2 separate regions of the Mus musculus genome follow, and region 1 is linked to region 2. The links are chromatin contacts, found by POLR2A ChIA-PET in ENCODE. All regions are on one chromosome and are shown on one strand. Each heading gives the region's core, a stretch centred on a gene start or an enhancer-like site at or near the end of the contact. The rest is flanking DNA. Distances are from core to core; before and after follow the strand shown. Region 1 holds the start of Coq9 (coenzyme Q9). Region 2 holds the start of Cx3cl1 (chemokine (C-X3-C motif) ligand 1).

The links. ChIA-PET counts read pairs that join two places held with the same protein, here RNA polymerase II (POLR2A).
Region 1: POLR2A ChIA-PET joins it to region 2 with 12 read pairs in Patski. The contact joins the promoter of Coq9 here to the promoter of Cx3cl1 in region 2. POLR2A ChIA-PET finds 5 or more read pairs at or near these places in 3 of 5 experiments (Patski and embryonic stem cell).

Annotation. Positions count from the first base shown.
Region 1 is chr8:94,836,629-94,843,040 of GRCm38, forward strand. Coq9 (coenzyme Q9) reads left to right here and starts at 1,785. Exons shown (of 9, transcript NM_026452.3): 1 at 1,785-1,869; 2 at 5,990-6,140. The coding sequence starts at 1,794. Ciapin1 (cytokine induced apoptosis inhibitor 1) reads right to left here and starts at 1,712. Exons shown (of 9, transcript NM_134141.4): 1 at 1,624-1,712.
Region 2 is chr8:94,767,466-94,774,358 of GRCm38, forward strand. It overlaps Cx3cl1 (chemokine (C-X3-C motif) ligand 1), which reads left to right and starts at 4,715. Exons shown (of 3, transcript NM_009142.3): 1 at 4,715-4,869. The coding sequence starts at 4,800.

The sequences.
Region 1 (6,412 bases), core at 535-3,034, 66 kb after region 2:
CTAAAGAGGTGAAGTAGAAGTCAATGTCACATAACTGTCACATAACTGACCTTGTTTGTTAGACGCTCCTCCAACTGACACCATCAACCCATGGCTTTTTAAAAATGTTAATACCGGGTGAATATGCATTTGCTTTTAATACTAGTACTCTCCAGACAAAGGTAGGCAGATCTCTGGGAGTTTGAGGCTGGTCTGCTAAGTTACCAGCAGGCAGTAAGAGCAGTGCCTCTCCTCTGGGAGTAACTTCTGGAGGTGGGTTTATTTATCTTTAAGGCACCTAAGAACCATAATCTTAGGCTTGGGTCCCATTTAAGGTGGCAGAGAGGCTGGGGGTGACTCAGTGGTAGCAGGTCCAGCTGATTAGGGATAGGGTCACAGTTCAGTGGTATGTGCTTAACCTAGCATGACCTGGGTCCACTCTTCAATACCACAAAGCGAAACAAACACCAACCAATAGCCAAGAATGTCGGAGCCTTCGTGTAACCCTAGCTCTCTCGGGAGACTGGTGAAGGAGTTCTGAGGACAGTTTACGCTCCTCGGTGAAACTCTTCTCTCAAAAGCCATTCATTATCAGGGCTCTGGGAAGGGCGAGGCTGTGCTTTGCAAGCATAAGGAGTTTGAGCCCCAGAACCCACATAGAAAACCTTGGGTGTGGGCTACCAAGATGATTCAGTGGGTTAGGGGTGCTTGCTACAAAGCCTGACAACCTGAGTTTAACCCTCAGAACTCAAAGTGGAAGCAGACACTCCTCCCCAACACACACAGAATCTTTATATATGTGTGTATACATGCATACACATACATATATATACATACACATATATGTGTACATACATATAAGTATATATGTATGTGTGTGTATATATATTTCAAAAGCTCGTGTGGCAAAGTTTGTTATCCAGCCTTAACTGGTACGCTTCAGGCCAACTAGAGGCCCTGTCACAAAGAAGGTGGCCACAGTTTGATGAAACACCAAGTTGTCCTCTGGCCTCCACACACATGCGTATGCACCTATACATACATGTTCCCCCACCCCATGACCATGACACTAAACATACACCGTTTACTTCTAGCAAACATCAAGACTTCCCTGGTAGAGCAAGCGAGGCAGTCCGCTCTACTCTGAAGACCCGCAGCTTGGACTCAGGCACCGAGAAGCGAACTTCTCCCGACCTTGCAAATGGCTAGTGATCGCTAGGGACCACACCCCGGCACAGGGGCAACTCTCCAGGACAAAAGCCTGGGTGGCTCCTTCTATAAACAAGCATCCTAGGACATAAATGCCGGGCTCGAATGGACAACCTGTGGCTCCAGGTTCTCCCCACCTTTGGTGCTTTCCGCCAAGTGCCCTGGAGGAGACTCAAGGTCACCACCGATGGCTAGGAGTAAACTGACGGTCCCGATGCCAGCTCCGGGTTTCCACGCGGAAAAAGGCGGCGGACGAGCCCCGGCGTCCAGCACGCCGCGTGCAGGGCCCCGGCCGCCGCGGCCCCTCACCCCGGCTTCCCCAAGGGGTGACAATGACGGCGCCAGAAGCCGAAGCGAGAGCACGGGAGACCAGAGTGGCCCCTAGGAGGGCCGTTAAGCCCGCTCAGATGCTCGAGCGACCCCGAGCGTCCTCACCTTCCTCGTAGCCTGAAAACCCGCTCCGCGGACGCCGGCTTCTCGTCCTGGTCTCTCGCGAGAAGACGCCGCACAACACCTGAGTCCTAGTGAGCGGACGCGGCCCCACTGACGCGTGACGCTGCCCGGCGCGTCGCCGCCCTCAGCGTGCGTGCGTGCCCACTTCCAAGATGGCGGCGACAGCAGCCGTGTCTGGTGTCCTCGGCCGCTTGGGCTGGAGGCTCCTGCAGCTGCGGTGCCTGCCCGGTGAGGTGACAGCCAGCCGAGCCGGGGCGCGAGGGGGAAAAACGGGAAGAAGGCGCAGGGCGGATCTGGGCTTGGCGTGGGATGATAGAGGCTCTGGTCGGGGCTAGCAAGGTAAAGGGCATCGGCGTGGAGCCGCTGGAGTCGCGAGCTGGAAAAAGCCACTTAAGGGTTTCAGTCGCCGGACTTTGAGCTGTGAGGGGGCAAAAGCCGCGGGGCAGTCCTGTCACCCCGGTTCCCCAGAGGTAATGGAGCTTCAGAGAGGGCTCGGTGTGCCCAAGGTCACAGAGCTCGTCCGTTCCAAAGCGTTCTCCGTCGCCGTAGGCGCTGTGCCAGCCTCGCTGGAGAAACCGACCGAACAGCCACAGAGTCAGTTATTGCCACACCACGTCACTAAGCTGGTGACATTCGTCATTTGCTGCCATATGCCCCGTATTTTTATCTCCACAGTAATAGTAGACATTTACTTTTAGAAACTTTGTACATTGTCATTAAGTGGAAAAGCAAAAATCGCTGTCCGTATATAGAATCTTTCTGCACTGACACAGTGACAAAAAATATGCAACTAAAATCTCCATGAACCGCAGAGATCTCGCAACCATACTTTGGGGGCTCCTCACTTCAAATTTTCTGGGCCTATAGCAAATGCTGATGTTGTTAAGCATGCTGTTCTGTGTTTCTTTCCTTATTATTTTCAATGACTTCCTTTGTGGCATTTTTAGCTAGAGTTTCAGACGAAATATGTTTAACAAAAATAATGCAATGTGAGCCAACAAATCCAGTCATAGGGTATTTACCCATGAAATTGTGTCCACAAAAAGTTCAACTGTATTCCCGACAACTTTATATTAGGTGGGCCCTTAAAGCCCAAACATTCATCTTTTTTTCAATGTTATGCAAGCAGTTTACAACAGGTATCTCCGAAGTAACCGTCCCCTTTCTGAAGTATTTGAGATAAAGTCTCACTCTATATTTCTGGCTGACCTGGAACTCACTGTAATATAGACCAGACTGACCTGGAACTTAGAGAGATTGGCCTGGTCCTGCCTCCTGAGTGTTTTCTTTCTTTTTTTTTTTTTTTTAATCAGAGTTTACTTTTTTTTTTTTTTTTTTTTTTGGTTTATTTATTTATTATATGTAAGTACACTGTAGCTGTCTTCAGACGCACCAGAAGAGGGCATCAGATCTCTGTTACAGGTGGTTGTGAGCCACCATGTGGTTGCTGGGATTTGAACTTCGGACCTTTGGAAGAGCAGTCGGGTGCTCTTACCCCCTGAGCCATCTCACCAGCCCCCTGAGTGCTCTTAAAAGAGTGTGTCATCATGCTTTTCTTTTTTATTCCTTTTCTTTTTTCTTTTTTAAAAACTTGTTAGTCCTGCCTCAGCCTGAGTTATATAGGAAGTCTATGTCTCAAAATAATACGGGCTGGCCTTTTGATTTGTGTGTGTGTGTTTGTGTTTAAAGCAGATGAAGTTTAACAAAGATGTTCATGTAGGCTTGAGCACAGTGGTTGTGGAAAAAAGACAGGCACTCAAAAGAAAGTGAGACAGATCCAGGAAAATGGCTTTTCAGAGATTTATAAAACATTCAAAACATTTCTAACTGTTGTCACAGACTATGAGTTACCTATACTGTTCTTGTAAAATACACTAATTAGGAGGAGAGGGAGAGGCTCTGCAGTTAAGAGTGCATCCTGCTGTTGCAGAGGATGCTAAGTTGGCTTCCCGGCACACACGTTGGGCTGCTCACAACTACCTTAACTCCAGCACCAGGGAATCTGATGCCTTCTTCCTACCCCCACACAGATTGACACAATATACATAATTAAAAGCTAAATAATGGTCTGGAGAGATGGCTCAGTTGTTAAGTGCACTGGCTATTCTTCCAGAGGACCCAACTTTAGTTCCTGCCAGACACATGGATCCAGCAGCCCCTCTAGCCTCCATGAACACAAAGCATGCATATGTAGCACAGACATGCATACAGGCAAAACACCCATACACATAAATCTAGAATGTATACTAAGCAGGGCTTGAGAAATGGCTCATTAAGAGCACTCACTGTTTTTGCAGCTGCCCTGGGTTCAGTTCCTAGCCCCCTCTTCTCATCTTTGTGGGCATCAGGCAGACATGTACACATACATACATGCAGGTGAAACACTCATACACATGAACAAATCTTTAAAACTTAGCCAGACAGTGGTGGGACATGCCTTTAAAAAGCCTTTAACCCCAGCATTCAGGAGGCAGAGGCAGGCAGAACTCTGAGTTCGAGGCCAACCATATCTACAGAGTGAGTTTCAGAACAGCCAGAGCTACACAGAGAAAAACCTGTCTTGAAAAACCAAATAACCAAATAAATAAATAAGTAAAATATATGAAACAAAAGAAACTTTAGAGAAATCTGAAGACGAGCAAAAACTCACCCAGAGTGTGAGTTTCAGATCAGAAGAATGAGGACTGACTGAAAGCTGGGGGTGGGGGGGAGATTTTCTGGGTGATGGTCATGTCTGCCTACATAGGATTCGAGTTCTACAAGTGTATGTGTCTGCATTGCGAACAGGACTGTGTTTAAGATGTGTATATTTCATCTTATATAAACAGTCCCTAAAGGAACAGTAAACTGTTACATGGGCTGAAATGTTGGCGCTGAGGATTCCTGAGATCTGCAATAAGTATGAGAGTAAAGTGGTTAGTGAGCACATGATAAGTGTGCAGCAGCTAGAAGGATATGCAAATGTTCACAGCTCCTTCAACTTGTCTACATGTTTGCAGATGTTGATGTTAAGATGTTGGGAAAGGGGAATGGAGAGATGGTTCCAAGATTAAGAGCACTGAGTGCTCTTCTAGAAGTCCTGAGTTCAATTTCCAGCAACCACATGGTGGCTCACAACCATCTGTAATGGGATCTGATGCCCTCTTCTGGTAAATCTGAAGACAGCTACAGTGTACTCATCACATATAATAAATAAATAAATCGATAGATAGATAAATAAAATGTTTTTTAAAAATGCTGGGAAAGAAAACAAGTAGTTTCAAACACTACTGGTATTTCCTAAGGTCGTGAGGCTGCAGGGGCTGGGGAGATGGCTCAAGGGTAAAATGCTTGAGTGTGAGAACCAGAGTTCTGGTCCTGAGAACCCTCATAGGATGCAGCATGTGATGGTGCATGCCTTTGATCCCAGCACTCAGGAGGCAGAGACGCAGATTTCTGGAAGTTTGAGGCCAGCCAGGACTACATAGTGAGACCTTGACCAAGGAAAGGAAGGAAGGAAGGAAGGAAGGAAGGGGAAGGGGAAGGGAAGGGAAGGAAGGAGTCTCCAAAGGTGGAATCTAGGGATCTCTAGTGCAGGCTGGCTAGTATAAGATTAGCCATCCGCTCTGGGTTTGATTGAGAGAGCCTACCTTAGTGAATAAAGTGGAGAACAGATGCTTTGGGGGTGATTCCCAAAGTTGACTTCAAACTTCCACCTACCTGTGCATGCTCACCCACCCACATACATGCAAACATGCATATGTACACAATACACACAAACATGGAAAGGGAAGAAAAGAAAGGCCATGTAAACACTTTGAAGGCAGGCACTGTTATGTTCACATTTTGGTACCATAACAACATTGTTATTGAACAAGTAGAGATTAATACTCTCAATTTGTGGGGTGTTTAAGCTGCATATTAAGGGGCCAGCAATATGGTTCAGTGGGTGAAGGTGCTTGACACAAACTTAGGTACCTGAGCTCCATTGCCAGAAAGTGTGTAAGGGTAGAAAGAGAGAACCAACTCCACAAAGGTGTCCTCTGAGCTCCAAACATGGAATAAATCTCCATGCACACAGTAATAATTAAGACAAATATTTTAATCTGCATATTGAGGGAAATGCTTTATACAGGCCATATAGGTGACCAATGGTTGGAACAGATCAGGAGGACAGCCAGGTCTTGTGCTAACTGCATTACATGCCTCAAGGCTCCTGTTTGACTCAAGATGTCTATGGGGCACTCAGCACTGGAGTGAGTGGCTGCAGGGGCATCCCTGCTGCGCATTAACTCTGCATCACCACTCTGAGTCTCAGAGGGTCTTCCATGGTGAACCTTCATAACCAACAGTCTTGTTTCTGTTTCAGTGGCCCGCTGCCGACCAGCTCTGGTGCCACGTGCCTTCCACACTGCCGTGGGGTTCCGGTCTTCAGAAGAGCAGAAGCAGCAGCCTCCCCACTCTTCTTCTCAGCAGCATTCTGAGACACAGGGGCCCGAGTTTTCCCGTCCACCCCCCAGGTCTGCACTAGTGTCCACATCTGCCTGCTCCTGGCAACCTCGAATGCTTCAGAGTGTACCTCTTTCCTCACCGTCCTCTCCTGCCTTCACACAGATGTCTTCTTCTCCTTCCTTCCTTCCCTTCCTTATTCCCTCCCTCTCCTTTTCCTCCCCTCCCCTCTTCTCCTCTTCCCTTTTTTCTTTCTGATAGGGTCTTGTTATTTAGCACTTGTGGGGGTTTTTTTTGTGTGTGTATTTTGTTGTTGTTGGGGGTTTTTTGTTTTGTTTTGTTT
Region 2 (6,893 bases), core at 3,465-5,964:
CACAAGGTTAGATGATAGTCTAATTCAGGAAGGATTTAAAAAAAAAAAAAAAGCAGGTGTTGCCAGCTGTGTGACTCAAGCTTGGATATCCCAGCTCTGGTAAAACTGAAACAGGTGGATTCTGAGTTCAAGGCTTACTTGGGCTAGCTATGGAGATCCTGTGAAAGAGAGGCTGAAGGGGGCTGGGGGAAAGGAATGAGTGGGAAAGGTGAAGAAGGGCTGGAGAGATGGCTTAGAGGTATGCTGCTCTGGCAGAGGACCTGGGTTCACTTCCCAGCACCCACCTCCCATGGCTCACAACCGCCTATGGCCCTTTCTCCAGAGGATTCCGTGCTCTTTCCTGGCCTCAGCAGGCACCTGCACACAGGTGGCACACACACAAACATGAACAGGAGTGAAAATAAATCCTAAAATAAAGAAAGAAGAAAGATTTAAAAAAAAAAGAAACAAAGAAAGAAAAGAAGAAAGGAAGAAGGGAAGGAAGGAAGAAAAGGCTTTGAGGTAGTGAAGGAGAAAGAATACATTTGGGGACAAATTGGAATGTGAACTGAGTGTTACATGACATAGGCGAGCTACTGTTGTTTCTGTGAGGTAGAAGAATCATAATTGTTGCATACTTATGAATGAAAATGGAGAGGCACCCTGATCCACTGGAGGCAAAAATGCCAAGCGGCCAGAAACTTTTTTTTTGCAATAGTTTAGCCGGGGGGGGGGGGGAGATAAAGCAAATATGAAAAATGTTGAGCATTGAATCTTGGAGGTTGAACTATGAAAATACTTTCTGTCGTTCTCTCTTCTGTATTGCTTGAAATTTTCGAAGAATGGTTGAGGGGCCAGCCTTGCTTTGCCTTGCTTTGGGCAAAGAATTCATCCCTCTCTCCTCCCTTTATCTCTCCTTTTTCTTTTTCCTTCTCCTCTTCTTCCTCCTCTGCCTCATCCTCCTCCTCTGCCTTCTCTGCCTTCTCTTCCTCCTCTTCCTCCTCTTCCTCCTTTTCCTCCTCTGCCTCTTCCTCCTCTGCCTTCTCTTCCTCCTCTTCCTCCTCTTCCTCCTTTTCCTCCTCTGCCTCTTCCTCCTCTGCCTTCTCTTCCTCCTCTTCCTCTTCCTCCTCCTCCTCCATTTTCTTCTTTGTCTTCTCCTGAGACTGGGTCTCACTCATATCACAGGCTGTGTAGCTGCTGGTGGTCTTGATTCAAATCCTTCTGCTTCCACCTCCCAAGTCCTGGGATCAGGGTTGCAAGCCAGCATACCAAATTTTGTGTTGCTGGTGATGGAAGCTAGGGCTTTGCACAAGCTAAGCAAGTAGTCTACCAAATAAATCACACACCCCCAGTCCCATCCTTTCCTTCCTTTCTTATTATTTATTTTCATAGTCTGGGATGGAATCCAGGCCCTCAGTATGCCAGCCAAGCACTGGAACACTGAGCTACACTGCCAGCTTACTGTTCTCTAATTTCTTGCCTCAGCCCCACAGCTTGAGAGTCCTGGGGAGGCCTTGGACCTTCCTCCTGCTACTGAGCTGAGGCTCACTGGGGCCAAGAATTATGGCTTATTTGCTACTCTCTGAGTCTCTTTGTCTTACCACAGCCCCAGGCACACACAAGGGATTTGCAAACATTAGCACACTCTTGTGTTCTGGGCACCAAAAAAGCCCTCAGTTTCATTCACTTCCCTGGGGACTTGCAGTGGTAGCCATTAGCATCTGTCTTAGTTTGGGTTCCATTGCTGTGAAGAGACACCATGACCAAGGCAACTCTTATAAAGGTAGACATCTAACTGGGGCTAGCTTACAGTTTTAGAGGTTTAGTCCGTTATCATCATGGTGGAAAGCATGGCAGCATGCAGGCAGACATGATGCTGGAGGGGCCAAGAGTTCTACATCTTGATCAGAAGGCAGCAGAAGGAGACTGTTCTGCAGGCAACAAGGAGGAGACACTGATTCCACACTGGGCAGAGCTGGAGTGTAGGAGACCTCAAAGCCCACCTCCATAGTGACACACTTCCTTCAACAAGATCACACCTGCTAATAGTGCCACTCCCCATGGGCCAAAAACTCAAATACAAGAGTAGATGGGGGTCAAAATTCAAACCACTGCTGGGCTTGGTGGCGCACACCTTTAATACCAGCACTTGGGAAGCAGAGGCAGGCCGATTTCTGAGTTCAAGGCCAGCTTGATCTGCAGAGTGAGTTCCAGGACAGCCAGGGCTACACAGAGAAACCCTATCTCAAAAAACCAAAAAACCAAACCAAAACAGAAAATTTCAAACCACCTCAGCATACTACAGACAGAAACACTGCAGTACATAGAGCATTAGTAACCTGCCCAAGTGGGACCTTTAGGAAGGGCAGAGTTGAGCTTGAATTGGGTCAATGGGCCTGAAAGCCTGGCTACTGTGTCCAAACTGCATCTCAACAGTCACTCCTTGAAACCTGGATGAGATGGGTGGGACCAACCATCTGTAGATGAGAAGCTGGTTCTGGAGGGAGCACAGACTGCCCCCTGGAGCTGAAGCTAGGTCTGGAGGGAGCACGGAATGCTCCTGGAGCTGAAGCTGGGTCTAGAGGGAGCACGGACTGCCCCTGGAGCTGAGCAAGTTCGGGTAAAGCTGTTTTTACCTTCTCAGTTCAGACACTTGCTTATCAAATGGTTCCTTGCCAGTGGGTGGTGACTCAGACCCAAGAGACAGCTAGTTGGTCATCCCATCCTTCTTGACTTCCTCCCTGGTTATCTTCAGCTACTCCATCCATAAAGCAGCCCACCACAGTGATGGATGTTAGCCTTATAGCCTGGGTGTGTTATCATGACTATGTGTGTTAAACATGGAACTCCATTAAGTTTTGTTTAGTTGGGGATAGACACCAGGCTTTTGGCATGCCAGGTGAGTGCTGTACAGCTGAGCTATGTCCCCAGCACCATGGGAAACGTTATTAGAGAGTGCCTGGATCAGAGTTAATTTAGTGCCTCCTTCCTAATTTTACAGAATCCAAACATTTCACAATAACTCTGGAGCCAGGCTTGCATCCTGCAAACCATCTCCCTGCCCTCCAAATTCTACTCTGGAGCTCACCCTCCAGTCAGGGATTCCAAGTCTCCATTCCCAGATCCTTTCCCTTTAAATATGTAAGTGTTGATTTCCCATAATCCTCCTTGGATTCCCCTACCTACCCCTGTCTTCTCTCTCTTCTCTCTCCCTTTTCCTCTGGTCCCCCCCCCGCCCCTCCTTCTTATCCTATCTGCTGCACAGGCACAAAGAAACCTAGACTTCTGGGTTTTATTTCCCTGTTTGGTTTGGAGTTTTTGTTTTTGTTTTTGTTCTAGCCAGGCTGGAAGTCACTATGTAGCCCAGGCTAGACTTGAACTTTAGACGATCCTTCCTCCACCTCTTCAGTGCTGCAATTACAAACATGAGGTACCCTACCTGGCCCAGCCCTCCATTTTTATCACTTCTTATTAAGTCTCTCCAGCTGTAAAATGAGGCTTCCTGGCTTCTTATCTGGCCAGCTGAGGGCAGGTTCTCTGGGCCTCAGTGGATATTGATCCCTGCCAGGACAGCCACCCTCAACACTATCAGTACCCACACCAGGTGCTAGCCCTGCTACAATGTATAGCAGGAGAGAGCACGAGGTCTTCGGGGGCGGCAGCTGCAGCCTCTGCAGTCTGGACCAGGCTGGCTATGGTCCAACTGGCACCTTAGCCTAGGACAGTTTTCTACACAAACTGGTTTTTCCTTCTGGCTGGCAGCCCAAAAAGAGTAGCGCAATTCACTCCCAGCCCGAGGCTGGGGAGGCTCTGACTTTTCTAGACTCCCAGGATTGTACTCCCTGTCTTCCGGGAAGTCAGGTTGTGTGCAGTACCCAAGCTTTGCTGCTAGGTCTTGCCTGGTCTCATGGAGAAAGCTTCTGGAAGATCCGAGCCAGAAGCTGGGTTAGCCAGACTCTACAGTGGCAGAGCTACCCTGGAAGGAGGCAGGACCTCTCTAAGGCTCTGCATTAGGGTCCAAGAGGAGCCAAGAGACCCTTAGCTCCGAAGACAAGTTCGTGGCTGTGCTGTTTCGGGAGCTAGCAGAAGGCACAGCCAGCCCTGGATAGAGCAAAGGCTAGAGGGGCTACACAACAGCTAAGGAGGCCAGGAGGCCCATGTTCCCTCCATGTCCATGTCCTCAGCAGCCCTGGCTCTGCAGTCTTCTCCTCCGTGGTCTTGATAAGTTTATCGAGTGAAGCTCTGTGTGATTTGGAATGGTCTCTCCCTTCTCTGGGTCTCAGTTTCCCCACCTGTCCATAGAAGGCAGGACTGGATCTATGTTTCAGGAAACTGCTTGCCAGGTTCGGTGTTGAGTCCAGCAGATGCATAGGCTGAAATGTATCTGGGGATTTTAAGGGGTGATTGCTGGGGGTTCTGCATCGCATGGGCGAAAGACCCCATCTGCCCCCAGATCAAGAAAGAGCTTGGCAGATCCGGCCTGGCGGGGACCAGCGCTCTGCATGTCCCTGGCTCAGTGTCCGGCTTAGACAAGACCTAGGTTCTCCAGGGAAGGTAACCCTGCTAACCCACCAGGTTCCCATCGCGCCGCTCCCGCAGCGGAGCCCAGCGCAGGATTGCAACTGGTTCCCTGGCAACCTGGGAGGAATCCAGCCGCAGCTACAGGCTCTTCCTCTCCCCTCCCACCGCCTCCTACTGCGGGCGCCGGGGGCGGAGGCTGCCAGCCCATTATAAAAAGCAACCGAGACCAGCCGCGAGTGACTACTAGGAGCTGCGACACGGCCCAGCCTCCTGGCCCGCCGAATTCCTGCACTCCAGCCATGGCTCCCTCGCCGCTCGCGTGGCTGCTGCGCCTGGCCGCGTTCTTCCATTTGTGTACTCTGCTGCCGGGTGAGTGGGTCCCGGACCCTACCTCGGGGAGAAAGGAAGGGTATGCAGACTGCATCTCCCTGGGGAAAATAGGCCCCCGCGAGTCCCAGCCATCCCAGTGGCTTCTGGGGTGGGAGTCGGGGAGACACCTCGGAGGTGTCTGTGGGAGACAGAAGCTGTGTGGGGAGGAGAGCGAGGGCTGAGGGAAACCTGAGCAGGCTCCTGGCTGACGGACAAGAGGTGGTTCTTCCTACTGAGGTTAACTATAACCTGTATAAGCTCTGGCCCGGGGCCAGGGACTAGGTAGGACTTTCCCCTGCCCTGTCGCTCCAGGCCCCCAGAAATAGTTAAGGTCAAGGTCACTGCAGCTCATGGGGATGGAGCTTGTCTCTAGTACTGGCGTGCAGCTTGTCGTCTCTCTGCCTGTGTCTCCCCCATCATCCTTGCCACTTTCTCCAAACCCAGCTTAGAAAATATTTTGTCTCTACGGACTTGCTTCCTGGAGTCCACTACCTGGTAGTACAAGGTGTAGACATTCCTAGGGACATAGGAAAGATGGAGAGCTAGAGCTAGAGATCTGTTTGAGGATGCTCAGCCAGTATGCAGGGCAGGAGAGAGTGATGCCCAGGGACTTAAGGAAGGAGAGACCAACAGCCTTGCCCACCTTCTCTTTTGACCATTCCACCTCCTTTAACCTCTAGAGCTCCATCCTCAGGGAGGGCCGAGGCTATTTAGCCAGGCTAAATTAGCAGGTTGTCGCTCAGAGAAGGTGGCACTCTGCCTTAGGGCGCACTGTGAAACTGGAAAAAAATGAGAGCCAACCCCCAGCATCAAGGATATCTCCATGGAACTAAATCACCAGTGCCACAGGGAGCTGGGTGGGTGAGTGGGTGGGAGTGGGGGTGGTGGGATAAAATTGTGCCTGCCTTTCTGCTGTCTGAGCTCTGGCCCTCAAGCCTGAGATATTTGTAGACAGTGCGCACGGGGAAGTAGGAATCAGATGGAGGTTGCTTTGCCATCACCTCCCTGTGTGTCAATGGAGCAGGGTCTTGACTTCTCTGGTCCCAACTGCTGTAGCATTCACGCCTTACCGGTGAGAAAACTCCAGTGTCTAGGGAGGCATTTTGGAAAGTGCATGTGGTCATGGTGGTAGCTATCACTTTCCTAAGCTTATAGGGAAATCCTAGGCAAGGTTGAAAAGAAAACCCAGAATGTCTGATGCCTGAGGACCCTAATCGTGGTTGCTGGCTTTGCCAGGACACAGTGAGGATGGATGACTCAACCCCAGTGAACCTCAGTTTCTTCTCCCCTTGAATGAGGTATTCAGCTGGGTTCACCCTAGAGCTCCCTCAGCAAGGGGGGGGGGGTGTCTCAGGCTTTAGGGATGCTGCAGGCTGGTGCAGGGCATCTGCGTCAGTCCCCAAATGTGGGTCTGCAGGGCTGTGTCAGGCGAGCGAGCGAGCGCTCAGCGCTTTATGTAACAAACCTGCAAATGCAAGTTGGAGCAGGGAAGGCTGCTCTCCAGCACTGACGCATTCACTCCCACTCAAGTCTCAGCAAGAAAGAGAAAAAGAAAGAAAAAAAATATATCTGCTTTCAGCTGTTCCAGCCTGCTTCCCCCATCCTCAGTGGGGGTGGAGGGGGGCAGAGGCGGACAGCTCCAGTGTCAGTCAGATCGAGGGCCCTATGGATTTAATTAGAAGCTCCCCCCCCACACACACACACACACTTCTCTGTTGGTCGAGGTTTTATATGCCATTAAGCACCTCTGCATGCATCTCATCCATTCATTTGGTTGGCAAACTGGACACCTGCTGTGCGACAAGCGCATTTCTGGTTGCTAAGACCACAGCAGGGAATAAAGGGCCCACGGGGCCCAGCTCTCAGGGTGCTGAAATTTGGCTGCAATACACAAAAATAAACCAGTAAGCCATTTGGTCTGTTAGAAGGAAAAAGCACAGGAAGGGAGGGGTGGCTTAACTTGTGTTGTTTGCTTGGTTTATGTTTTGTTTTTGAGGCAGGGTCTTTCCATGTAGCTCTCCTCC